Regions from separate parts of the Homo sapiens genome. Here all the other regions are linked to region 1. The links are chromatin loops, found by intact Hi-C in ENCODE. Cell type or tissue: heart left ventricle. All regions are shown on one strand.

What was found. Peaks named below come from ENCODE experiments on the same cell type or tissue, not always from the same donor. Only the 100,000 strongest peaks of a DNase experiment are listed, where the experiment ranks them.
Region 2: a loop joins it to region 1, with 2.9 times the contacts of the local background. A loop is called at or near these places in 35 of 110 quality-filtered maps.
Region 3: it touches region 1 in a loop (5-fold over the local background); 3 of 110 quality-filtered maps call a loop at or near these places.

The regions. Positions count from the first base shown.
Region 1 is chr2:218,282,360-218,290,359 of GRCh38, forward strand. All of the region lies in intron 2 of PNKD (PNKD metallo-beta-lactamase domain containing), which reads left to right. All of the region lies in intron 1 of TMBIM1 (transmembrane BAX inhibitor motif containing 1), which reads right to left. Among named protein-coding and RNA genes, the nearest start is that of TMBIM1, 6.1 kb to the right of the region's middle. RefSeq lists enhancers at 3,511-4,319, 4,581-4,960, 7,293-7,792. In heart left ventricle, no CTCF peak of the experiment used is centred here; DNase peaks (open chromatin) are centred at 2,157, 3,452, 4,542, 4,962 and 2 weaker places; H3K4me3 peaks cover 3,658 bases; H3K27ac peaks cover 8,000 bases.
Region 2 is chr2:218,571,986-218,579,985 of GRCh38, forward strand. All of the region lies in intron 1 of CNOT9 (CCR4-NOT transcription complex subunit 9), which reads left to right. Among named protein-coding and RNA genes, the nearest start is that of CNOT9, 7.1 kb to the left of the region's middle. RefSeq lists an enhancer at 5,627-6,127. In heart left ventricle, no CTCF peak of the experiment used is centred here; no DNase peak of the experiment used is centred here; H3K27ac peaks cover 1,470 bases.
Region 3 is chr2:219,166,699-219,174,698 of GRCh38, forward strand. It overlaps SLC23A3 (solute carrier family 23 member 3), which reads right to left and starts at 3,331. Exons shown (of 12, transcript NM_001144889.2): 1 at 3,125-3,331; 2 at 2,823-2,980; 3 at 2,611-2,708; 4 at 2,331-2,404; 5 at 1,954-2,135; 6 at 1,497-1,620; 7 at 1,232-1,346. The coding sequence starts at 3,286. CNPPD1 (cyclin Pas1/PHO80 domain containing 1) reads right to left here. Exons shown (of 8, transcript NM_015680.6): 6 at 7,448-7,509; 7 at 6,652-6,769; 8 at 5,199-6,430. The coding sequence ends at 5,888. RefSeq lists enhancers at 4,618-4,777, 4,828-4,877. In heart left ventricle, a CTCF peak has its summit at 4,632 (motif pointing right); a DNase peak (open chromatin) is centred at 2,013; H3K27ac peaks cover 584 bases.

The sequences.
Region 1 (8,000 bases):
TGTCCCTCCTGCCTTTGCGCCTGCTTCTTGTCCACAGGCCTCTCACTGTGCAGCTCCCCAGCCATAGGAAAGCAGGAGGAAGGATTCGCTGAGGAGAGAGGGAACCAGGGAGCCTGGGAACTCCCTGTTGTGGTTTAAGAAAACCTTCCAGTTTTGGTGGCTTGATGGCAGAACCAGCGAAGAAGCCAGATGGGCCAGGCACAGCCTCCTGGCGACTCACAGGGCCAGCTGGGACCCTCTGAAAGGGTCAGCTCTGCCCCTGCCACAGCTGACGGGGATGCCAGGCCTGGAAGCCAGAGCTGGGTTGGAGCCAAGGCTCAAAGTGGAGAGCCGGGGGAAGAAGTGGAGGAAAACAAGCTAGCCCCAGTGCCAGAGCTGCCAGGCCCCGAGGAGGAAGGGATCCAGGGACCCGGGGGCCAGTGGCAGGCTGAGTCAGGAAGCCTGAGAAGCAGGAGTGGGTGGTACAGGGGCTGGGGGCAGGGAGGCTGTGCCAAAGGGCCAGCTTGAGACAGGACTTTCTGGTTCCTTCAAATAACAGCGGTGGCGTGTCAGAAAGGCATGCGGCAGCCTGCGACCACAGCTGCTCTCTGGCCTTGCTAGGGAAGAGAGAGTGAGTGCACGGCCCCTCGCCCTCCCCCTTACCCCCACCCTGGAGGGGGAGACAGATGTTCTGAATCCCAGGCTCTCTGTGAGTTCTACCTGTCTTCCAGGTGCAGTGCTAGCAGGGAGGACAAAGAGCTGAGGAGTCAGGCCACAAGGTCAAGGGAATGCCTTCCCTGCAGCAGGAAGAGCCCCATAGCCAGGGGAGGGCCAAGAAACCAGGGGGAGGGAACCCCAAACTGGAGTTGGAAGGGACCTCAGGGCCATAAGCCCCAAATGCTCACTTCAGATGAGAGAATGCAGGCCCTGAACAGGGAAGTGATTCCCCAGAACCCCAGAACTCGCAGGTCAGTGGCATAACCAGGACGGAGGCCTTCCAGATCCTGGGTCCAGGTCCTTCATGTTATGCGGTGCTCTTATGCCTCCTCTGCCAGTTACTGTCCTCTGGGCCTGGTGGTCCCCTCTGAGGTAGCAGAGATGCAGGCTTAGGAGGAGCTAAGGAAGCCCCTAGAGGGCCCCTGCATCCCCAGTAAGGACAAGCCCTGGCAGTCTGGGCTCGACAGGGCCACCACCTCTTCTAGAGCATCTACAGGGGGCTTTAGGATCCCCAAGGAGGACACCCCCAGATGCAGGTCAGCAGACACCAGAGGCTCTCAGAGGCTCTGCTGGAAGCAAGAGAGACCAGCGTCTCTTTTTAGGGCACATTGCATAGTTCGGGGATCAAATAAAGGACTGTCTTATCTCTTCTCTTTTATGACAACTGGGATAATTCAGAGAGGGGAAGGTGGCAGGGAGGGTTGAGGAGGGGGAATTGAATAAAAGTCCAGGTCTCTAAGTGGGTTATTTTGAGGAAAGCTGTTCTTCATCTCCCTAGAGGGGCTGGGATAGAACCAGGGCAAGAATGTCAGGTCAGAAATACAAAGCTGGCAGGGTGCGGTAACTCACGCCTGTAATCCCAGCACTTTAGAAGACTGAAGTGGGCAGATCATGAGGTCAGGAGTTCGAGACCAGCCTGGCCAACATAGTGAAAACCTGCTCTACTAAAAATGCAAAAATTAGCCAGGCATGGTGGCATGTACCTGTAGTCCCAGTTACTCAGGAGGCCGAGGCAGGAGAATCACTTGAACCTGGGAGGCAGAGGTTGTGGTGAGCTGAGATCGCGCCACCGTACTCCAGCCTGGGCAACAGAGTGAGACTCCATCTCAAAAGAAAAAAAAAAAAAAGCACTGGCCGGAAAGGCTCTGTGGGCAGAAACCCCAACCGTGATGTCACCATGACGTGTCCCAGCACCTCCTCAGGGTGCACCTCTGTGAAATAAGGTGGGGGCGACACGACCTCTAAGCCCACTGCCCCCTCTAACAACAGACTATGATTCTGGGAACTCGGCTCTGCAGGGCCTGACCTTTGCTCGGCCAGAGAGCTGCCCCTGCTCCCTCCTCTGAGCCAAGCAGGGCAAACAGCTAACTTTCCAGACCAAGGGACTGTGGCAGCCACCGGGTGAAAGGTGCCTCAGAGAGAAGGGTCAGCCTCGGATGGGCCACGGGGACTCCAAGGTTCTGGTGCAGCTCAGCGGGTGCTGACTCAGAGCTTCACTCCTGCCTCTCTTGCCCCTCCCTTTCAGGCTTTTGGTTTCAGAAGCATGTGCTAGTAGGCCTGCCTGCACTGCACACAGCAGTTTCCAGGCCAGTCCTTCGGGTACCTCAGCCACCAGCCCATCCACACCAGAAACTACCATGACCATTTCAACTCACTATGCCTCAGTTTCTTCACCTGGAAAATGGGTCTCACACTAGTAATAGTACCCTCCACGGGGTTGCTATAAAAATTAAGTGAGAAAATACACATAGAAGGCTGGGCACAGTGGCTCACGCCTGTAATCTCAACACTTTGAGAGGCCGAGGCAGGTGGATCACCTGAGATCAGGAGTTCGAGACCAGCCTGGCCAAATGGTGAAACCCCGTCTCTACTAAAAATATAAAAATTAGCTGGGCATGGCAGCAGGCGCCTAGAATCCCAGTTACTCGGGAGGCTGAGGCAGGAGAATCGATTCAACCTGGGAGGCGGAGATTCCAGTGAGCCACAATCGTGCCACTGCACTCCAGCCTGGGTGACAGAGTGAGACTTTGTCTCGAAGAAAATAAAAAAGAAAATACACATAAAGTGCTTAGAATGAAACCCGACCCCTGATCAATGGGGATAAAGGTTGGTTATTTTCATTAAATCCTTACAACAGTCCAGCAAGTTAATACTGTTATTATTATTCCCATTTACAAATGAAGAGATTGAGGCACAGAAGAATTAAATCACTTGGCCAAGATAACCTAGCTAGAGTGTGATGAAGTCAAAATGAGCCCCAAGACTGACTCCCAAGCCCCTGCTCTTAATCCCTAACCTGAAAACACCCTGTCTATCCAACCTTCTCATCACTTCTGCCATAGCTTCCATCTAAAACCCTCTCATGGGTTTTAGCCTCAACAGGAGGCTGACACAAGTGGAAGCCAAACTACTCAGGCCCTCCACACCACCACAGGGCTCACAGCCTGGCCAACGGCCCCAGGAGAAGAGGGTGGCCCAGGCTTGGAGATACATAAAGGTCAGAGCTGGAAAGAAACTCACCCAAGGACAGCCAACCCCTCACTTTACCAACTAGACAGCCACAGCACAGGAACCTGTCCTTGGTTACCGAGCTGGTCCTGGGGACAGGACGAGATCCTAGCTGTCTACATAGAGAGACCTGGGCACAGGAGAGGAAACCCCAGCATTAACGCTAGCCAGGGGAGTTGCTAAACTCAGCCACACTCACCTCTGAGCAGTGCCAAGAACACTGTCAGACTGGCAAGAGCCTCCGGGGACCAGGGCTGCCGGGTTTGGCAGCTTTAGAGCCTGCTCTTGGGCTTCTGCCCAGCCTCCATGAGGGCCCTGGCCACTTCCACATCAGCAAGGCCTCCACTAGGGATGAGGTTTGGGGCTGGCATCTGCCTAGGTAGCAGCAAAGGGGGAAAGGGTCAGTGTTTACTTTCGTAGCTATGTCTAAGGGTGGAGGCTAGAGAAGAATGGAGGGTAAGGGAAGGAGGGAGAAGGGGAGAGAGATCACGAGACTGACACAGAGTGAGGACTAGAAATCAGATCTGGGTTCTGCCAGCAGCTACTAGAGGGGCTCACAGTCTGCAGGGACTTTAAGGTCCCCACTGGAAGCCTGAATTTTCCCAAAATACAGTAGGCATTCACCTTCTGCTTGTTTTTGTTTTTCTTTTTGTTTTGGTAGAAACGGGGTTTCACCATGTTGGCCAGGCTGGCAAACTCCTGGCCTCAAGTGATCCACCCACCGAGGCCTCCCAAAGTGCTGGGATTACAGGCATGAGCCACTGTGTCTGGCCCACCTTCTGCTTGAAGGAACTCCAGCAACATGGAGCAAGCCCCTTGTCTGCAGACAGCTCGATTAGAACATTCTTCCTTGCCTCACAATGCCTGTTATCAAGGCATTCAGACTGTGCCCTATCCTTGCCCATTATAGATCTAAGTTTGCTCCTCTCTCAGGGCCCCAGTCCCCCATTAGGAAGGAACCAGAGCCCCTGCTTTCTACCACAGCAGCGGCACAAGTGGGTGAGCTCAGACAGCAGGACTTGCTGGGTGTCAAGGTTTTCAGATGCAGAGGCGGAAGCACCTCCTCCCCTGGAGCCCTCTCAGTGTGGTAATCCTGCTGTCTGCCTACTGAGGCCCCGGCTGGGGCTCTCCTGGGGGTATTTGAAGGGTTAAGGCTCCGGAATCTGCAGAGGAGGCCTGAGCTACTGGGGTTACAGCAAGAGGAGAGTATGTGTACTGGAGGGAGGGATGGAAAGGAGCAGCTGACTGGTCCAGGCAGCCTGCCCTCCTCCCTGCCAGAGACGGATGCCCAGAGTGGAAAAAAATAGCTCAGAATGCACATCTCAGGAAACCCCACCCAGCAGGCGCAGGAGCACAGCCCAGATCTGACGATTTGTTCCCCTCCCTTTTCCTTTATCTGCCCCCACAAGAAAACACTTTATCCTCCTACCCCAGGGCACAGCTGACCTCATAGCCACGAGAGCAAATGAGTAAAAAGATACACCCAGGAGTGTCTGGGCAAGTCACCAGGCCTGATTCTGCACCAAGGGGGCCCAGAATCAACTAAATATCCTTCCATCAGCCTGGACTTTGGGACTAAGAGGATGAAGCCACAGGGATCTAAACACTAAAATATCAGAGCTGGCTTAGACTTTGGATCTCACCTGGTCATTTGACAGACAAGGAAACCCCAGAGCCAAGAAAGTTCCTGCTCCACCCCAGAACAGCCCTCTTCTTCGTCATGGGTTTGGAACTTCCCTTCCCAGCCCCGCCCACTCTCTGAGTGATAGACACCAGCACACACCCTCTCCCAAGGAGGGGCCAGAACAAGCTACCATTCTCTCAGTTCTCTAGTGACCTCTCAGCTCAGAAACAGTTAAGACCGGGCCGGGTGCAGTGGCTCATGCCTGTAATCCCAGCACTTTGGGAGGCCGAGGCAGGTGGATCACGAGGTCAGGAGATCAAGACCATCGTGGCCAACATGGTCAAACCCCATGTCTACTAAAAAATACAAAAAATTAGCTGGGCGTGATATCCCACACCTGAAGTCCCAGCTACTCGGGAGGCTGAGGCAGGGGGATCGCTCGAACCCGAGAGGCAGAGGTTGCAGTGAGCCAAGAACATGCCATTGCACTCCAGCCTGGGCAACAAGAGTGAAACCCCATCTCAAAAAAAAAGACAGCCAGCCCTCGACTTCTGGCCCCCAACTCGAGGCCACCCCTCCCAGCCCCCTCTCTAGCCAGGGTGGCCTCTCTCTGGACCCATGGAGACCGAGGGGTGGCTCCAAGCTCCCAGGAGGGAGAGGCTGTCCTGGGGATCACGAGAGGACCCAGGCACCGCAGCTCCGCCACCCTTGTCTGGAGCAGAATCCTGTGATCAGAATGGTAATCTCGGGTTACCCCACCCAAGTCAGGATGGCCTGGGAGTACAGATAAGGGAAGAGGAAGCCATTAGCAGGCTGATGCTATAATACTTCTGAGCACAGTCCCTGTTCACTTCCTTCTTTGTTTCATCTCCTGTCTTTTCATTGAACTTCAAGATTAGGAGGGGAAAGAGACAGACAAAGGAGACTGATAACTAACCCCAAAAAAGAACTAGGGAAGGGGCCAGGCATGGCGGCTCACGCCTGTAATCCCAGCACTTTGGGAGGCCAAGGCGGGCGGATCACGAGGTCAGGAGATCGAGACCATCCTGGCTAACATGGTGAAACCCCATCTCTACTAAAAAATACAAAAAATTAGCTGGATGTGGTGGCGGACGCCTGTAGTCCCAGCTACTCGGGAGGCTGAGGCAGAAGAATGGCATGAACCCGGGAGGCGGAGCTTGCAGTGAGTCAAAATGGCGCCACTGCACTCCAGCCTGGGCAACAGAGGGAGACTCTGTCTCAAAAAATAAATAAATAAAATAACTAGGGAAGGAAGGGAACCACTTAGAGTAGTTGAACCACTTCCAGTACTTACTATATAACTAAGGAAGTACAGGTTGAATATCCCTCATTTCCAAAATCCAAAATGCTCCACAATCTAAAACATTTTGAGCACCAAGATGACACTCAAAGGAATGCTCACTGGAGCATTTCTGATTTCGGATTTTCAGATTAGGGACGCTCAACCAGTAAGTATAATATACATAGCCCCAAATCCGAAAAAATCCAAAATCCATGTGCTTCTGCCACTGTAGATGTCTGCCCCCATGGCTATCGTGACTATATGCTCGAGTAGGAGAGTAAAGTGTTTTCTTGGGGGTGGAAGGGAGTTGGGGTGGGTAAAAGAAAAGGGAGGGAAGGAAATTGTCAAAATGGTCCCATTTTGGATAAGAGACACTCAACCTATAGTAACTAAGGCACATCTGATCCTTGCAACAGTGCTGTGAGGTATTCTTACCCTCATCCCACTCTATAGATGAGATAACTGAAATTCAGAAAAAAAGAGATCTAGGGTCCCACAGCAGGCAAACAGCAGAGATGAGTTTAAGCATAGATCTCACACCTGATTTAAAATTCAGCCTCTTTGCTTTTATATCAGGCAGGAGTAGAAGCCCCTGAGGCATCTGTAGCACGCACCTGCGTGAATAGGCAGCACCAGGGTGGGGCCAAGGCAGTAAAGATCAAAACGATAGATAGAAAGGAGCTGAGCAAGCTGTTGTTGCTACCATTATTTCTTTCCCCTGCGGAAAGTTGATCTGAAGCCTGGGTCCTGGGCTAGGAGGTGGGGACCTGAAGTTCTTGTCCTGGCTTTGGGACTCACTCCACTGTGAGAGCCACATCTCTAGACCCAGTTTTAACATCAGTAAGACAATTCCCCTCAAATGAAAGAATGGCCAGGCGCGGTGGCTCATGCCTGTAATCCCAGCACTTTGGGAGGCCGAGCCAGGCGGATCACTTGAGGTCAGGTGTTCGAGACCAGCCTGGCCAACATGGTGAAACCTCGTCTCTACTAAAAATACAAAAATTAGCCGGGCATGGTGGCACATGCCTATAATCCCAGCTTCTCGGGAGGCTGAGGCAGGAGAATCACTTGAACCCAGGAGATGTAGGTTGCAGTGAGCCGAGACCATGCCACTGCACTCCAGCCTGGGCGACAGAAAAAAAAAAAAAAAAAAAAACTGAAAGATCAAAGTCCACTCTGCCAGTTTCTGATTCTGAATGAACAGCCTAACAGGAGGCTTCAGGGCAGAATGGCATGGCTCCCCAAGAACCTACACCAGGGGGTCACTACTGATGTGCAACTGTTTCCAAGGACATCTTCAGAGGCAGAAGTACATGGCATGTTCTCAGTATGGGGCTGTCCACACCCTCCCAAACTGTCCCCATAATGCTGTCTGGACCCTACGGCCAGCTCTTCCTGGGTGATCAGTTACGCCCGAGCTAAACAGTATATAACACTCTAGGAAAGAAAGAGTAGGAGGCAGGAAGTCCACTGACCTGGGTTCATGAACTAGCTGCAGGAATCCAGGCAAATGACCTCCCCTGGCCTCCTTTTATCCCTAAATCAGCCCACGTGGGGGAAAGGAGTAGGGACTTGTTTATGGGAGCCACAGTGGAGAAACAGAATCACCTAGCCAGGCATTTCCCAGACTGTTCTAAAGAACACGCCCCAGGAGACGTTAATGAATGAGTGCTGGAAACAGATGACTCTTGAGAAACAATCCACACCCCCTTCTTGGAAATTCACAATGGCATATTCTGCCCCTGAGAAGTCCTGCAGTAAGCAACCCTGTTCAGCTTTGTTTAACCCAGTGTTCCTTCAAACTCCCTTAAGCCTGAGCCACTTTTATCGAGGCAAACCTATTAACACCCTGTGGGATGCTGACCCAGG
Region 2 (8,000 bases), 290 kb after region 1:
ACAGAAGTACCACACAGGATTATTCTAAAGATTAAGTAAGAATAACAAAATGCGGCCGGGTACTGTGGCTCATGCCTGTAATCCCAGCACTTTGGGAGGCCAAGGCGGATAGATCACCTGAGGTCAAGAGTTCCAGACCAGCCTGGCCAACGTGGTGAAACCTCATCTCTACTAAAAATACAAAAATTAGCTGGGCATGGTGGCAGGCGCCTGTAATCCCAGCTACTCAGGAGGCTGAGGCGGGAGAATCACTTGAACCCAGGATGTGGAGGTTGCAGTGAGCCAAAATCGTGCCATTGCACTTCAGCCTGGGAGACAAGAGCAAGACTCCATCTTTAAAAAAAAATGAAAGAAAGAATAACAAAATGCTCAGTGGTTGGCTAGATTCACTCACTGATATGTGACTTGTTCCCAGACTTCAGCTTTGGGAATTTAATTCCCAAATTAAAGGCTCACACACCTATAATCCCAGCACTTTGGGAGGCCAAGGCAGGAGGATCACTTGAGGCCGGGAGTTCAAGACCAGCCTTGGCAACACAGTAGGAACCTATCTCTACAAAAAATGTTTAAAAATTTTCCAGGCTGCAGTGAGCCATGATCATGCTACCGCACTTCAGCTTAGGCGACATAGTGAGACCCTGTCTCAAAGGAAAAAGAAAACTACAAATCTTTGCATGCCATAGGTATTCTGTAATGGATGTTATGCTTGTGAAACAACCGGAGGTAAGCCTTTAGGGGATGTGTTTTTGTTTTGTTTTGTTTTTAATTTCCCACTGATTTCCACTGACAATTCTAGCATCCCTAAACACTTGTCTTTCTCTCACTTTCCGCCTAACCAGCAGCATCATTAGTTATTTTACATCTTTTTATTGAAGCTGTCATGGACTGCCAGATGCCTTCCTTTTTGGCAAGTAGAAAGAACACTGCACTCTAAAGGATTTAATTCACTTTCTCCTCCCGAGTCTCCTGATGAAGCTTTAGGCAAATTGCCTAACTTATCTTTCCTTATTCACTTTCATTTTTTAAAAGTTATTTTGAAAAAATACATTCTGGGCCGGGCATGGTGGCTCATGCCTGTAATCCCAGCACTTTGGGAGGCTGAGGCAGGTGGATCATAAGGTCAGGAGTTCGAGACCAGCCTGGCCAACGTAGTGAAACCCCGTCTTTGCTAAAAATAGAAAAATTAGCCTGGCGTCATGGCATGCGCTTGTAATCCCAGCTACTTGGGAGGCTGAGGCAGGACAATCGCTTGAACCTGGGAGGCGCAGGTTATAGTGAGCTGAGATTGTGCCATTGCACTCGAGCCTGGGCAACAAGAGCGAAACTCCATCTTAAAAAAAAAAAAAAAAAAAAGATACATTCTGGCTCTTATAAAATTATGAAGGTAAGCTAATTTAGTACTTCCAGCACTATTAGAAAGTTCATTTTCTTGGAATACCATGCTGACACCCAAATCCACGTGTTGATCTCCAGACTTGGGAAAATAATCTCTATTTCAGTCTGATTCCATTCTTTATGTATTGGCAGGAAAATAAACAGCTATTTTGGCCCTTAAACATAAAGTTACATTGATAATTTGGCTATTTTCTGTTTAAGAAACCATCAGCATCAATTTTTTAGTTTACTCAGAGAAGGAAATCATTTTCTTTACCATTTATAGATAAATGTCATGTTTTATTTAAAATAATTTATAAACATCTTTATACTTTTCACATTATGTGTTAAAATCTTTCAGAAATAGAAGACCAACTTAAACTGTCAGTACCCTGTGTGACACTTGGAGTTAACCATTGGTAACTTACTTTGGTAAATACCTTATCTGTATGTTAAGCTTTCTTGGGGAAAAAAGGTGTCATTTGAAATACATTTTCCATATACAAATCATTAAACAGAAAAGGAGGGAGAGTTACCACCTAAATTTTGATAATATGAAAGTTTTTTAACACACTTATTAAAAGAACAGGACTGTTGACTTTATTTTTTTATTTTATTTTATGTTTTTGAGACAGGATCTCGCTTTGTTACCCAGGCTGGAGTGCAGTGGTGTGATCTTGGCTCACCGCAACCTCGACCTTCTGGGTTCAGTCGATTCTCCCACCTCAGCCTCTTGAGTAGCTGGGATTACAGGCAAACGACACCACACCAGGCTAATTTTTGTATTTTTAGTAGGGGCAGGGTTTCACTGTGTTGAAACTCCTGACCTCAAGTGATCCACCAGCCTCAGCCTCCCAAAGTGCTGGGATTACAGGTGTGAACCTGTCTCTGTGCCTGGCCAGGACTGTTGACTTTAGCAGGTTACAATTAATAATCTACGGTAATGTACTATAGAGCTTTTTTCTATTCTTGGAAGTGTTAAGGATAACTCATAATCTAAATCAGATTTCTCATGATGATTCTATGTGTCCAGGTATGTAATTGAGCTCACTGTGTATCCAAATCCAGCTGTTAATGAGTTCTGTGCTAAGGGAATATTAAATTTAAGAAAGTTTTTTTGGGTTCTTAAGAGTAATTTCTTCAACTTGGAGGAGTATTTGTGCTTTCTATCCTTGAGACCAGATAGAACTCATCGATTCTAGAGAGAAGTAGAGTTTCAGTCTCATTCTGCTGTACACTGGCTGTGTGACCTTGAGCACATTAAACCTCTATTAACCTGTTTCCTCTTAGAATTTTGAGAATAAAATGATGTAATCCACAGTGCCTGAAACATGGTATGCTCAATAAATATTACTGCATATTAATAATTTCTGGAAAAGGCAGACCTAATCTATAGTAGCAGAAAACACCCATGATTGCCTCAGGCTGAGTATGGGGTTTACTGAAAAGGGCATTAAAGAACTTTTTGGGGTGAATGGATCTATATCTTCATTATGGTAGCAGTTACTTAGGTGTATAAATTTCTCAAAAATCTATTGAAGCGTACACTTAAAATGAGTTCACTTTTATTGTATGCAAATTATACGTCAAAGTTTTTTTTTTAAAAAAAGAGCCTCTTAGATTAGACTCTCACAACTAAGAACTAAATAATTTCTAAGATTTTAGAGTTGCCTGAGACTGACAATTATTTAATATAGTTCCTTCACTTTAACAATGAGAAAATTGAGGTTTGGAAAGTTAAATGACTTATCCTAGGTCACACAATTCTAGAAAGAGCAAAACTGGATTTTGAAGTCACTTCAGGCTCCCACGCCAGTGTGTGTTCCAATTATATACACATGTAGTTCCTTGCAAATTGAGGTCTTTCCTGTTCTTCAATTTGATAAACAGATTCTTAATCCTGGGTACATGGATACATTGCAGGAACTCTGTGAACTCCTTAAAATTATGTGTAGGTTTTCGTGTTTTTGCAGTTGTGTATTTTTCTGAGTAAAAGATCCACAATTTTCTTTTTTCTTTTCTTTTTTCTTTTTTTTTTTTTTTTTGAGATGAGTCTTGCTCTGTAGCTCAGGCTGGAGTACAGTGGCTCAGGCTGGAGTACAGTGGTGCAATCTCCGCTCACTGCAAGCTCCGCTTCCCGGGTTCACGCCATTCTGCCTCAGCCTCCCAAGTAGCTGGGACTACAGGTGCCTGCCACCACACCTGGCTAATTTTTTTGTAGTTTTAGTAGAGATGGGATTTCACCATGTTAGCCAGGATGGTCTCACACTCCTGACCTTGTGATCCTCCCACCTCGGCCTCCCAAAGTGCTGGGATTACAGGCGTGAGCCACCGTGCCGGACTTCATTTGATTCTTAAAGGGTCTGGGCCTCAAAAAATGTCAACCTCTGCTCTCTTGGTTGGTATCCTGCAATTATTATTAATGCTTCAAATAAGGTAATTTCCAGTAGAGAAGTCATAGATTAATTTGCTTGCCTGTCAGTGAGCAATGTGTGCTACTAGATTGAGTTCCATATCAGCCACAGCCTTAGAAATGTATTAGTAAATTAAAAATTCAAAGAGTTGTAGCATCTGAACTAGGAATCATTAGAGGTGATCGTTACAGAGTGGCATGAGGAGTAAATCTGCCTGTTGTCTGCCCATGGTTTCATCGATTGTTAAATGAGGTTAATAACCACCATGTTGTGATCATTAAATGAAACCATGTTTTTAAAAAAAGGTGGTACAACAGAACTAACTCTTCCCTCACCTGCCGTACCCCTTCTTCTACTGCCCGCCTCCTTTTAAAAAGATGTCAATTACAGATTCTTTTTGTGAAAGATGGGCCTAAATAACTCTTGGGATATGGAAGGAGAGTAAGATACATTTTGAGTTTTGGTGTTTTATTTAGGAATGTCCAAAATATTTTATCAATCATCTGGTTATATAAATTAATATATAACTCAAAATATAAGAATATTTCCTTTTTATTCTCCAAAACAATGAAATTCCTATATGTGTGTTACAAAATTGCTTGTTATATGTCCATGTGTGTGTTGGTGGTTCTCACTAAGTAAATTATGCCCCATCTGATCCATAATGTGACACAGGGAACTATGTGAAACTATTGTACTGACTTCTCTCTGAAAACAATACCTATTAAGTGCTTTGTAATCTCAATAAGTAGAGAATTTCTCCTAACATCAATGCTACTGTTCATAGTACTGAGTGTTCTTTCAGATTTTGTTGAACTACCACCAATAACATTTTACTTTTTGTCTGAGATTTTTATGTATTAACTATATTGTCTAGGTCAAAGAATATAATTTATTAGGAAGTCATTTTTAGGCTGAGCACAGTCGCTTATACCTGCAATTCCAGCACTTTGGGAAGCTAAGGCAGGCAGATCACTTCAGGTCAGGAGTTTGAGATCAGCCTGGCCAACGTGGGAAGGTCCCATCTCTGCTAAAAATACAAAAATTAGCTGGGCATGTGGCATATGCCTGTAGTCCCAGCTACCGGGGAGGCTGAGGCAGAAGAACCGCTTGAACCTGGGAGGCGGAGGTTGCAGTAAGCTGAGATCACACCACTGCACTCCAGCCTGGGAGACAGAGTGAGGCTCCATCTCAAAAAAAAAAAAAAAGTCATCTTTAGATCAGATTTTGTCTTTCAGGCAGATGAGAAGCAGCATTAGCAAAGCGGTTAAAAGTGTGGGCTCTGTTGCTAGAACACCTGGGTACAAATCCTAGCTTGCCATTTAAATTTTACATAACTTCTCTGTGCCTCAGATTTTCCTTATCTATAAAATGAGAGTGCTGGTAAATATAAGTATTTAGGACAGTGCCTGGCAGAGTAAGCACTGTATGTTTTAAGCTCTCATTTTTATTTTTAAAAAATTGTATTCATCCCATGACAGGTGGGTATTCAGTTGGTGTAACTTACTGCTGTTATTAAATTGGGGGTGAAATGCAACAGGGATGATGAAAAGGAGGATCCCCACCCTAGATATTTCCTGGCACCAAACTGCCCTCCTTTTGGCTAGAATGACAGCAGAACCCATAACACCAAGCTAGTGCCCATGGGGGCCACATTACCACCCACCTGACATGGTTCTAGCTCTCTTAGAATCAAAATCACATGGAGGCTGCAGCCCCCACAAATAATCTCACAAATTGGAGTATTGCTAGCAGCAGGTGTCCATGGCTTTAGGAACCCGTGTACGCACCAGGCATTGGCCTTTCAGAGTGCCTACACCACTGCCAGCAGGGCCATCTTCTCTGTGGGCATCAGGCCAGCTCCAGAAAGAGAATATGTAGGGATGGGGCCTGGTGTTCAGGAGGCATGGTATGCAAACCAGTGGTTACCAGGGCAAGATGGGGTACAAGGTGCCAACTGCAAGTCACACACTGGCTCCAGTAGGGATGATGGAGTTTACTGATGGTGGTATCTGTATGACAAGACTTTGGGGAAGGTCAGCTGGAATGGGTACTGATTAATCAGGAAAGGTACTATATTGCCAGACCAGTATCTGTGAGGCCCCCTTTGGTTACTGGATTGTGGGGTCATCCAAGAGACTGGGCAGGAAACCTAACACTAAAATTTTATCCTGTGTTTCTGCTGAGCGTCTAAGGTGATGTAATATTCTAAATAAACACATACCCTATCTTCAGGTAGGAATTACATTTCCAAAAATAGTTTTTAAGTTGAGGGCCTGTTTGTGGCTGCCTAGAAAGGGCAAGTGCCTGAACAACACTGCTTTTGCTGTTGGGAAAGGAGGAAAAAAGCTACCATATTCCTTCTATCATATTGTTGCTTTAAGAGCCTATGATTGATTCCTTGAGGACCATCCCTGAAGGGAGTTACAAAACAGCTTTTAGCAGATTACTGTAAGGCACTTAAAGCTTAAGCTGCATTGTATTTCAGTCTATTTAGCAGAACAACTTGTGGTTCTTTCTGTCAGGCTAGTGAAATAGTAAAAATAAAGCTAAAAACTTACAATGAAGCTTCCATTTTTAAAAGGCCATTATTCAGATTGGGTAGAGTAAATTTGAATCCACTTCAAAGTCTATTTTATGCTTCTGATCTTCAACAAAGGCAGTTCTTTGTGTTCTTTGTCTTTACATCTGTACAATGGGTAGGTCATCATTCTGTCAAGCTAAGATCTTTTGGGAACTTATAAGTACTGTGAGAAACTGTAATATAGTTCAAAAAAGTACGGGAATATGCAACTTCATACCTTCATACCTGGTTAAATTGAGTGAGTTAATTCCTCTGAACATTAGTGATCTCATCTGCAAGTGTAGATAGCCTTCCCCCCCGCCTCCCGCTCCTTCTTTTATTTCTCATGGTTGGGGGCAATTACCTGAGAACATATTGGGCATAGAGATGGAAATCACCAGGAATTTGTTAGCAGTTTAGAGCTTAGGGGTAGCAATTATCATTTTTCTAGTCTCCCATCTTGTTTTCCAGATAAGAATAATTAAGGAACTTAACCAAGGTCACAAACATATTTGATGACTATAGAGAATTATAAAATATTCAAATTTGGGGGGAATATTGTGATTCTTTAGCATAATAATGAAAGCATGCCCTATTAAGTATGTATTTCCTACATGAGTAAGTAATGAATGGTTCTCAAAGGGATGTAGTTAGAGAATATACTGAAGAATCATTAAGAGGGAGAGCTTTTCCAAATTACAGGTTTTCTGCTCAGTTGAGGGGGGATGTCAGAATCACTGGGGAGGGACCAGTATTGGGAAGGCATAATTTTTTTTCCTCTCAAAAACTATTATATGCATATGGTTTTTTAAAAAAAGTTTATGCAAAAGGTTTTAGTGTAAACAATGAAAAGTAAGTCTCCCTGTAAATCCCCAACCTTAGAGGTAACTACAGTTAACAGTTCTTTATGTGTCCTTCTAGAAATGTTATATGTAAATGTGTAAGAATGTATATGTATTTTTTATTTTTATATGTGTGTATATTAATGGAAACATTTTATATGCTCTTCTGTAACCCTTTTATTGTTTTTACTTAGTATCAATATACAGTATATAGAGAGCTGCTTCTTTTTTTAAAGGACTACATAGTATCACATTATAAAGCTGCACCAATATTTAACCAGTCTCTTAGTGAGAGATACTTGTTTGTTTTCTGCATTTTTGTTTTTGAGACGGAGTCTCACACTGTCACCCAGGCTGGAGTGCAGTGGCGCGATCTCGGCTCACTGCAACCTCCGCCTCCTGGGTTCACACCATTCTCCTGCCTCAGCCTCCAGAGTAGCTGGGACTACAGGCGCCTGCCACCACGCCCAGCTAATTTTTTGTATTTTTAGTAGAGACACCAGTTTCACCGTGTTAGCCAGGATGGTCTCAATCTCCTGACTTCATGATCCACCTGCCTTGGCCTCCCAAAGTGCTGGGATTACAGGCATGAGCCACCACGCCTGGCCCAGTTTTCTGCATTTATTTATTTATTTATTTATTTGTTTGTTTGTTTATTGAGACAGAGTCTCACTCTGTCGCCCAAGCTGGAGTGCAATGGTGCAATCTCAGCTCACTATAACTTCCACCTCCCATGCTCAAGCGATTCTAGTGCCTCAGCCTCCTGAGTAGCTGGGACTACAGGCATGCACCACCACACCTGGCTTT
Region 3 (8,000 bases), 880 kb after region 1:
TAATTTTTTTATGTTTTGTAGAGTGGAGTCTTGCTTTATTACCCAGGCTGCTCTCGAAATCCTTGCCTCAAGCAGTCTTCCTGCTTCTGCCTCCCAAAGTGCTGGGATTATAGGTGTGAGCCACTGTGCCTGGCCTCCATTATAAGCTCTTAGGACACAATGTATCTCCCTTTGGTTACACTTCCCACAATGGCAATTTTATATTTCCTCGGGTGACTCTTTAATTAGTATCTGTATTCCCCAATAGACTGTAAGCTCCCTGAAGGCAAGTACTGTTTCTGTCATGTTCATCACTATGTCCTCTACCATGTGCCTAGCACATAATCAGCAGTCAACAGATCCTTATTAAATTAATGAACAACCAGCCTGGACAACATGGCGAAATCCCGTCTCTACAAAACAACACAAAAATTAGCCAGGCATGGTGGTGCACGCTTGTAATCCCAGCTACTTGTGGGGCTGAGGCACAAGGATAGCTTGAGCCAAGGAGGTTGAGGCTGCAGTGAGCCATGTTTGCATCAATGCTCTCAGCCTGGGTAACACAGCAAGACCCTGTCCCAAAAAGTAAATTAAATAAATAAATAAATTGAAGAATGAGCAAATTTCACATACAATGCCTCAAAAGCAATCTTTATACATAGGTTGCCAAGTCAAATGCCCATAGGGGCTGGTAACATAAATGTGTTCATTGGGTAAGGAGTATTGGTAGTGAGTATCGGGGGTTACAGAAACAACAGATGTCTGTCTCCTAACACTGACCCAAATAAAACACCTGCAGTGGGATGGGGCACAGTGGCTCATGCCTGTAATCCCAGCATTTAATCAAGCAGATCACTTGAGCCCAGGAGTTTGAGACCAGCCTGGGCAACATGGTGAAACCCTGTCTCTACAAAAAAAAAAAAAAAAAAAAAAGCACACCTGTAGTCCCAGCTACTCCGGAGGCTTAGGTGGGAGGATCACCTGGGCCTGGGAGGTTGAGGTTGCGTGAGCCATGATCACGCCATGCACTCCACCCTGTATGACAGAGTGAGACCCTGTCTCAAACAAACAAACAAAAAAACACCTACAGTGAGGGGCTAGCATTGTCTGTCTCTCAGACTGATAATTTCTCTCTCCTATATGTTTTCAAAAAACACAGGATTTAACTCAGAAATAAAATCCATTAAGTTCTTTGAGTTCAAATAGATACCTTTATTTGAACAAGAGAATGGAGGACTAGGAGAAAACCTACCTGGGTGAGGCAGCCAAATCCATGGTGCCTTGGTGGGGGCAGACAGTTCCTGGGGGATAACACTGAATCCCACAAAGGCAGAAACAATCCACACACAGGCCACTGGGATCAGCACCTGAGGGGCGAGACTGAGAAAAGAACTCCTCCCCCAGAACCTTCTGAGCCAGCCTTGCAGGGGTAGACAGAAGCCAAAAGGTAGGGGATGGAGTGAGCACTCCAGGCCAGCCCTTCTGACCTCTACTGCCCTGCCCAGACCCACACATACCGAAAGGAGCCGGAAGACAGGGAGAGGAGTGTGAGTTGATGACGTTGAAGCTCGCCTCCAGGGGCACACATGAAACTGGCAGGAGCCCAGGTGCTGAGAACAGACCACCATGAGCAGGATAACCCTAGGAGACAGAAGGCTTTAGGAGCAAGAGGCAGTGGGTATCCTGAGGGATGGGAAAGGAGGTGGGAGTGGGCAGAATATCATAAGAGCGGGGGGTGATACCAGAGAAGGAAACTCCCATGGAAGGAATAGGAAGTGACCTTGGGGGACAGCAGAAAACAGTGTGAAATTCAAGGAGACCAGATGAATCAAGGAAAAGTCTTGGATTCCAAATATAAAATATGTCCCTATTCCAGTCGCTGCTGAATCTGATAGGACCAGCAGTTCTGCCCTCCCCTAGTCCCCCCATACACCCCCACTGGGCACCATCCCACGCCTCTCAGGACTCACGTACAGCAAGGCCAACCCCCAGTGTGTGAAGCAGAACTGGGCTACCTCCCTGTGGGCAGAGAGCCCTGCCACAACCAGGCTGGGAGCCAGCACCAGGGGCCCACAGTGGGGGAACACGTGGCCGGGACTCCCCAGCAGCCCCATCATGCCCTGCAGCAGCCCAGATACTACCACTGCCCCGGACACCTGGTAGAAGAGAGGAGAGGATGGAGAGAAAACATTCTGCTCAATCAAACTGGCCTCAGCCTGGTCTTCCTAATTCTAAGTATGGGTTCCTCCCAAAACTCCTTTCCAGGAGCATCTCAGTCTGTGCATAATGGAAACAAGAGCCCCCCCCAAGCCTGGCACCACCCTTATCCCTTCTCACCTCCAGATACCCACCTCCTGGAGAGAAGTGTTCCAGTGCCCCAGGCCATGGCAGCTAGGTCCCCTACAAAGGTGCAGCATGAGGGAGGCTAGGAAAAGTTTGGGGCATGGAGAAGAGAAGGGTGAATGGAATGGAGACCCATTGCTCTACAGTCCCACTCCTGGCACAGGTCCAAGCCCCCTATAGTGTCACAGTCTCACCACTGCCCAATCTCAATTCTGCACCCACCTACACCTGCATGCTCAGATGAGAACCCAGCCCCACCCTTACCCCTTGCCCTTGCTCTGTGCTCACAGTTTCCAGGTGTCTGGATGGCCCGGGGTAGCTTCTGGCTGGTCAGCACCAGAGCAGGGATAAGGAACTCTAAGGATGGAGCCTGGACAAGAGGCAGCCTGTAGGAACAGCAGCCCCAGCAGGTCTGGGACTATGTGGCAGCCAGCAAGGCTCCCCCAAACCTCTCCTACCCTCCAGGACTCTGCCCCTCTCTCCAGGGAGGTTCCTCTCACCTGCTGCCCATCCAAGTTTGCAGGATGGTAGACATACCACATGAAAAGAAGCTGGAGGCCAGGAGCTGAGAAGGGGAGTAAGAGAGTCCTCCTGGGGAGAGACTGCAAAGCAGGAGCAGGTGGGAGACACAGAGCAGAGAAGCCATGACCAAGACATGCTGCAGGTGGAGGAATGGGGAGGGCAGTCTTCAGAGAAGTGGAAATACCTACAATACTTCCAGAGGCTTTCACATGCCACATCTACACCTACTTCCCCACACACACCATCAGGCAGCACCAACTCCTGCACCTCTGCCTCCTACCTGCAGAGCCAGAAGACAGCTGAGGCCCCAAGGCAGAGATCCACACAAAGGGTCCCAAGAGTGGGTGGAGGGATTCTGGGGAGCAGGTGGAGGCAAGGGGGCCAGGGCATCCTGGGAGCCCACTGATCGGAGTTGGCTGGGATTGAGGGGTGATCGGCTCATGCTGCCTTGCCTTTCGCTTTGTCTTGGCTGCCCGGGACCAGAGTTAAGTAGAGAGAGTAAGAGGTCAGAGTTTGGGTGAAGCCTGGGGTGGGGAGAAGGTGGGGAGAGGGTGGGGGTGTCAATGAAGCGGAGCAAAGGTATAAGGAATTTGGGGCAGGGCACCACCCTTTCACCTTTGCCCAGCTGTTGTGCAAATTCCATCAGCCATTAACTGGGGAGCTGAGTTCTGGGGCCCTCCCCCGAGAATCTTCTTCCAGATTTCCTGCCCCTAGACCAGGCTGTAGAAAGTAGGATAGGAGGGGTGGGGAGGAGAGGAGCTCTTCAAAATAATATGGGGAAATTTTGCAGACTTTATTCCCTCCCATTTAAAACTATCACTATTTGATCCACAGTCCTCACCCCTTTCAGAACCAAGGCCCCTGGACTACTTCAAAATGAAACTTGTGGGCTCAGTATGGTGGCTCATGCCTGTAATCACACCACTTTGGGAGGCCGAACTGGGTGTATCACTTGAGGTGAGGAGTTCAAGACCAGCCTGGCAACATGGTGAAACCATCTCTACTAAAAATACAAAACTTAGCTGGATGTGGTGGCACATCCCTGTAATCCCACCTACTCGGGAGGCTGAGGCACAAGAATTGCTCGAACCCAGAAGGCGGAGGTTGTAGTGAGCTGAGACCGTGCCACTGCACTCCAGCCTGGGTGACAGAGTGAGACTGTGTCAAAAAAAAAAAGAAAAAAGAAAAAAAGAAACTTGTGGACAATATATCCTACATCACATGTGACAACCACAACTACCTGAAACATGCTCACTGTAAAGAATAAAATTTATAATAACATGTATTTCATTACGTGAAGGCTTAAGCACAACTAAACCAGAAGACAATAAAGTACAATGAAGTAGTCCAATCCCACACCCTATGAGAATTGCTGTGGTTGCAATAGCTGCAATGCCAGCTGATATTGGTGCTTTATCGGTGACTCTGATGTTGGTAACCCGATTTTCAAAATGGCAAACAAACTCTTGGTTAAGGTGCCAAGCAAAATAAAGTCGTCTTAATTTACATGGGAATGAATTCCTAGCAAACTGAGTCTTTTCAAAACGCACAAACGCTATTTCACGTTTACATGTGCAAAGACAGTTCTAGGCTCAGATAAACAGGGTTTTCATATACATAAAGCTGGTCATTCAAAAGTTGTCTTGGGAATTCTTCACAGTACGGGAGGTCTGAGCATTTCATGATGTCTAGCATCCCGCCCAGGTTGACGAAATGCCAGTAGCACCCCATCCCCTTGAATCCTTTTGACAATGAAAAAATAGCCCATAAATTTCCAAAATGCCCCCTAGGGGGCAGAACCACTTCTTCCGTGAAGTATCCTCAGCAGTCCCAAATACCCTCAGCCAAGCTGCCCAGACTGTTTTCCTTCCTCCAGTGATGACCCAGCCTTGGAGTTCTTCAAGTTCTTGGAATTGTTAAGCACCATGTGACCATCACCATGTGTCAGACCAGTGAGGAGGTCAGGAGAGAGAAGCGTCCTCGTGGCTTGCCCTCAGGAGCTCACAAGGCTCTGCTGGTTACAAGGCCTGGCCCCTCTCCACGAGATGTGCTTTGGGATCCACAAGGAGAGTGCTTACCCAGAACAAGTGACAGACAAGGCCAACTCAGGGACAGGACAGTCACCATGTGTGTCCCATGGCATCCCAAGTTGAGCAGTGCTAGGGCCCAGGGTCCTGGGAGCAGGAACAAAGTTGGAAATGGAAGCCTATGCCTATCAAACGATAGGAAAGTCCTGAGATGAGGCTGAGAAAACAGTTTGTGAGATGACAGGATCAGGAAGCAGGGAGGCTTGGAAGGCAGATACAGGGAGGAAAAATCTTCAAGGGCTGCCGCAGAAGGAAAAGTCCAGGCCATGCAACTGAAACTGTTTATTGAAACCTCAGTTCTACAAAAGCGTGAAAAACCCTGATACAAAGCAGTGGCCAGAGAGGCCTGGGAAGAGAATACCTGGGAGAAGAACCAGAAGAGAGGGAAACCTAGGAGCAGGACACTAAGAGAAGACTGGAAGACAAAAGATCAGGGTTGAAGGTCCCAGCAGTCCTTGGCTCCATTAGACTAAAGCTAAGGAATGGGAGTGAAAAGGGTTCCCTGCCTCACCCAGCAGCTCCCACCTGAACCCATCAGTCCCCGGCTCTTCTGCCTCAGGGACATCACACAGGCCCATGCCAACATTTCCTTTCTCCTCTCACCCCACTTCCCTTATCTCCCACCTATACTCTTCCATCCTAGGGAAATCAAAAGTAAAAGTCTAAAAAATCCCAGGGAGGCAGAGAGGGGCTTCTATGTCCATCTGGGACATGTCCCTGGTCACCAAGCGGAAGCTCTCCCTGGCGGCATCACTGTCCTGGCCAAGCAGCCAGCCACTGCGATCTAGGAGTGAATTACCTTCAGTCCTTCTGCCCCACCACCCCATAAGCTCCCACCCAGGAGGACAGGGGACCTGCCAAGGACCCAGCGAGGCAGACAGGATCTGAATCAAGCTTTGCTCCTCCAGGTTCTCAGAAACTCCCAAACCCTCTTAATGCATTCCTCACAGCCCTACCTAGCCTGGGAAAACGAAAGACTTGAGGCGAGCCAGCTCCATGACACTGAAAAGGGAACATTGCTGAGGCTGAGGAAGTGAAAGGAGCACCGGGCTCCAAGGCCAGGGGGGAGCCAGGCCATAGGTATGGTACCAGGGGCTGGACAGCGCAGTGGGGACTGTACGGTTGGGGTGGAGGCAGGCATGGCAGGTTGGGGAGTCTCTCTGGAGCTTCTGGCAAAGGTGGCAGTTATGAAGAAGAGTGGGAGGGGCAGGGGGGTCTGGGGGAGGCAATGGTGGAGGAGTCAGTGAGGCCAGAAGACTGCCCCAGAGTGACCGCAGCCCCATGCTGCCTTCCAGGCAGCTGGAGACATTAGCGAGAGACGGCAGGCATTGTGGCACAGAAGGTATGCAGGGCTCCAGGAGGCAACGGGAGGTCAGTCCAAGGTCAGGCGGCCCAGGTGTAGGGATGCAGGACAGCCCCAAAGACTGATGTATTACGGCCACCGATGCCACAGCCAGGGCCACACTGCTCACATATGCCACAGCTAACAGGCAAGACAGCTGCAGGAGAGGAGATAAGAAAGAAGGAATCTGTCTTTAACACATTCACCCCTTGTCTCTAGAAATCTGTGTTCCAGTTGGAGGTCTCTATAGCCATTTACACCCCACTCTGCCCATCTATTCCCAACCCCATCTCCTGGGCTTTTCAGCAATCACTTCACACCATCCCACCCTACACACCGGCCTGCTCAAGCTCCCTATCCTTCCGAGCCCCTCCTCACCTTTACCAGCCGCTGGCAGAGGGAGCCCAGGGCCAACTGCCAGGTCGGCTGCTCCAGCAGCACACACAGGTCTGTGTAGGTGTACCAGCCTCGCCACCGTCCCTGCTGCTCAGCCACACTGGGGGAAGTGGAGAAATGACAAGAGTATGCAACTGTCCTGCAGCCAGCCCAGTGGCACCCTCATACCACTCAGGACCCACCAGGAAACACTGGGAAGCCTGTTAAACCCAGATTCCTAGGCTATCTGCTGATCTAGAAACTAAGGGTGAGACCAAGACCTATATTTTATTTATTTTTATTTATTTATTTTGTTAAGACAGGATCTTGCTGTCTCCCAGGCTGGAGTGCAGTAGTGCAATCATAGCTCACTGCAGACTCAACATCCTGGACTCAAATGATCCTCTTGTCTCAGCCTCCTGAGTAGCTGGGATTATGGGTGTACACCACTGCATCTGGCTAGTATTTTTTTCTGGTAGGGTCAGGCATCTTGCTATATTGCCCAGGCTGGTCTCGAACTCCTGGACCCAAGTAATCCTCCAGCCTCACCCTCCCAGAGTGCTAGGATTATAGACATAACTACCATACCCACCCAATACATGTATTTTAAATAAGCTGCTTCTCACCTTCCCAAAGGTGATGAAGAAGAGGACAGATGGGTCTGGGAACCACTATCTGGGCAATTCTCTTTCTTGTCTCCTCCCTCCCCCAGTTACACAGACTCTCATCTCTAGCTCCTATGGCTGAGGACTCAGCCCCCAAATCCCTCGAGCCCTTCTTCCCAACTCCTAGAACCTACCAGCTCTCCAACCAGCTCAGCACCTCAAAGATCTCCCGAGGGTCAGTGTAGAGATGCCAATCCTGTGAGTACGGAGAGTGGACATCAAACCAGACTTGGATGAGCCACAGTCATTTAATAATAAGAGCCATAGCAGCAACTACAACCGCCCCTATGGCTAATGCATATTTGGCACTTACCATGTGCCAGATACTGTCTCAAAAGTTTTTACACATTAACTCATTGAATCACCACCTGCCTGGTTTCACATTATACTCTCCACTAAGCAAGAGGGGAGAAAATGACCCTGAGAATGGTCTGTGTCCACAGGGAGCTAAACATCTAGGGGCAGAGAAAGTATGGACACAAATATTCAGAACCCAATAGGATAAACTCTGACTCAGAGTGTACCCTGTGGGGCCCTGGAGGAATAGAGGAGGCGAGGAAATGTTCTGCTCTTGGCCTTACTGCTCTACGAATCTCCAAAAACTGGTTAGTACTGAAGAGATAGGAAAGGAAGACACTAACACAAAGGCAGGAGGAGGACAGGAAGAGAAATGACGAACCAACAGAA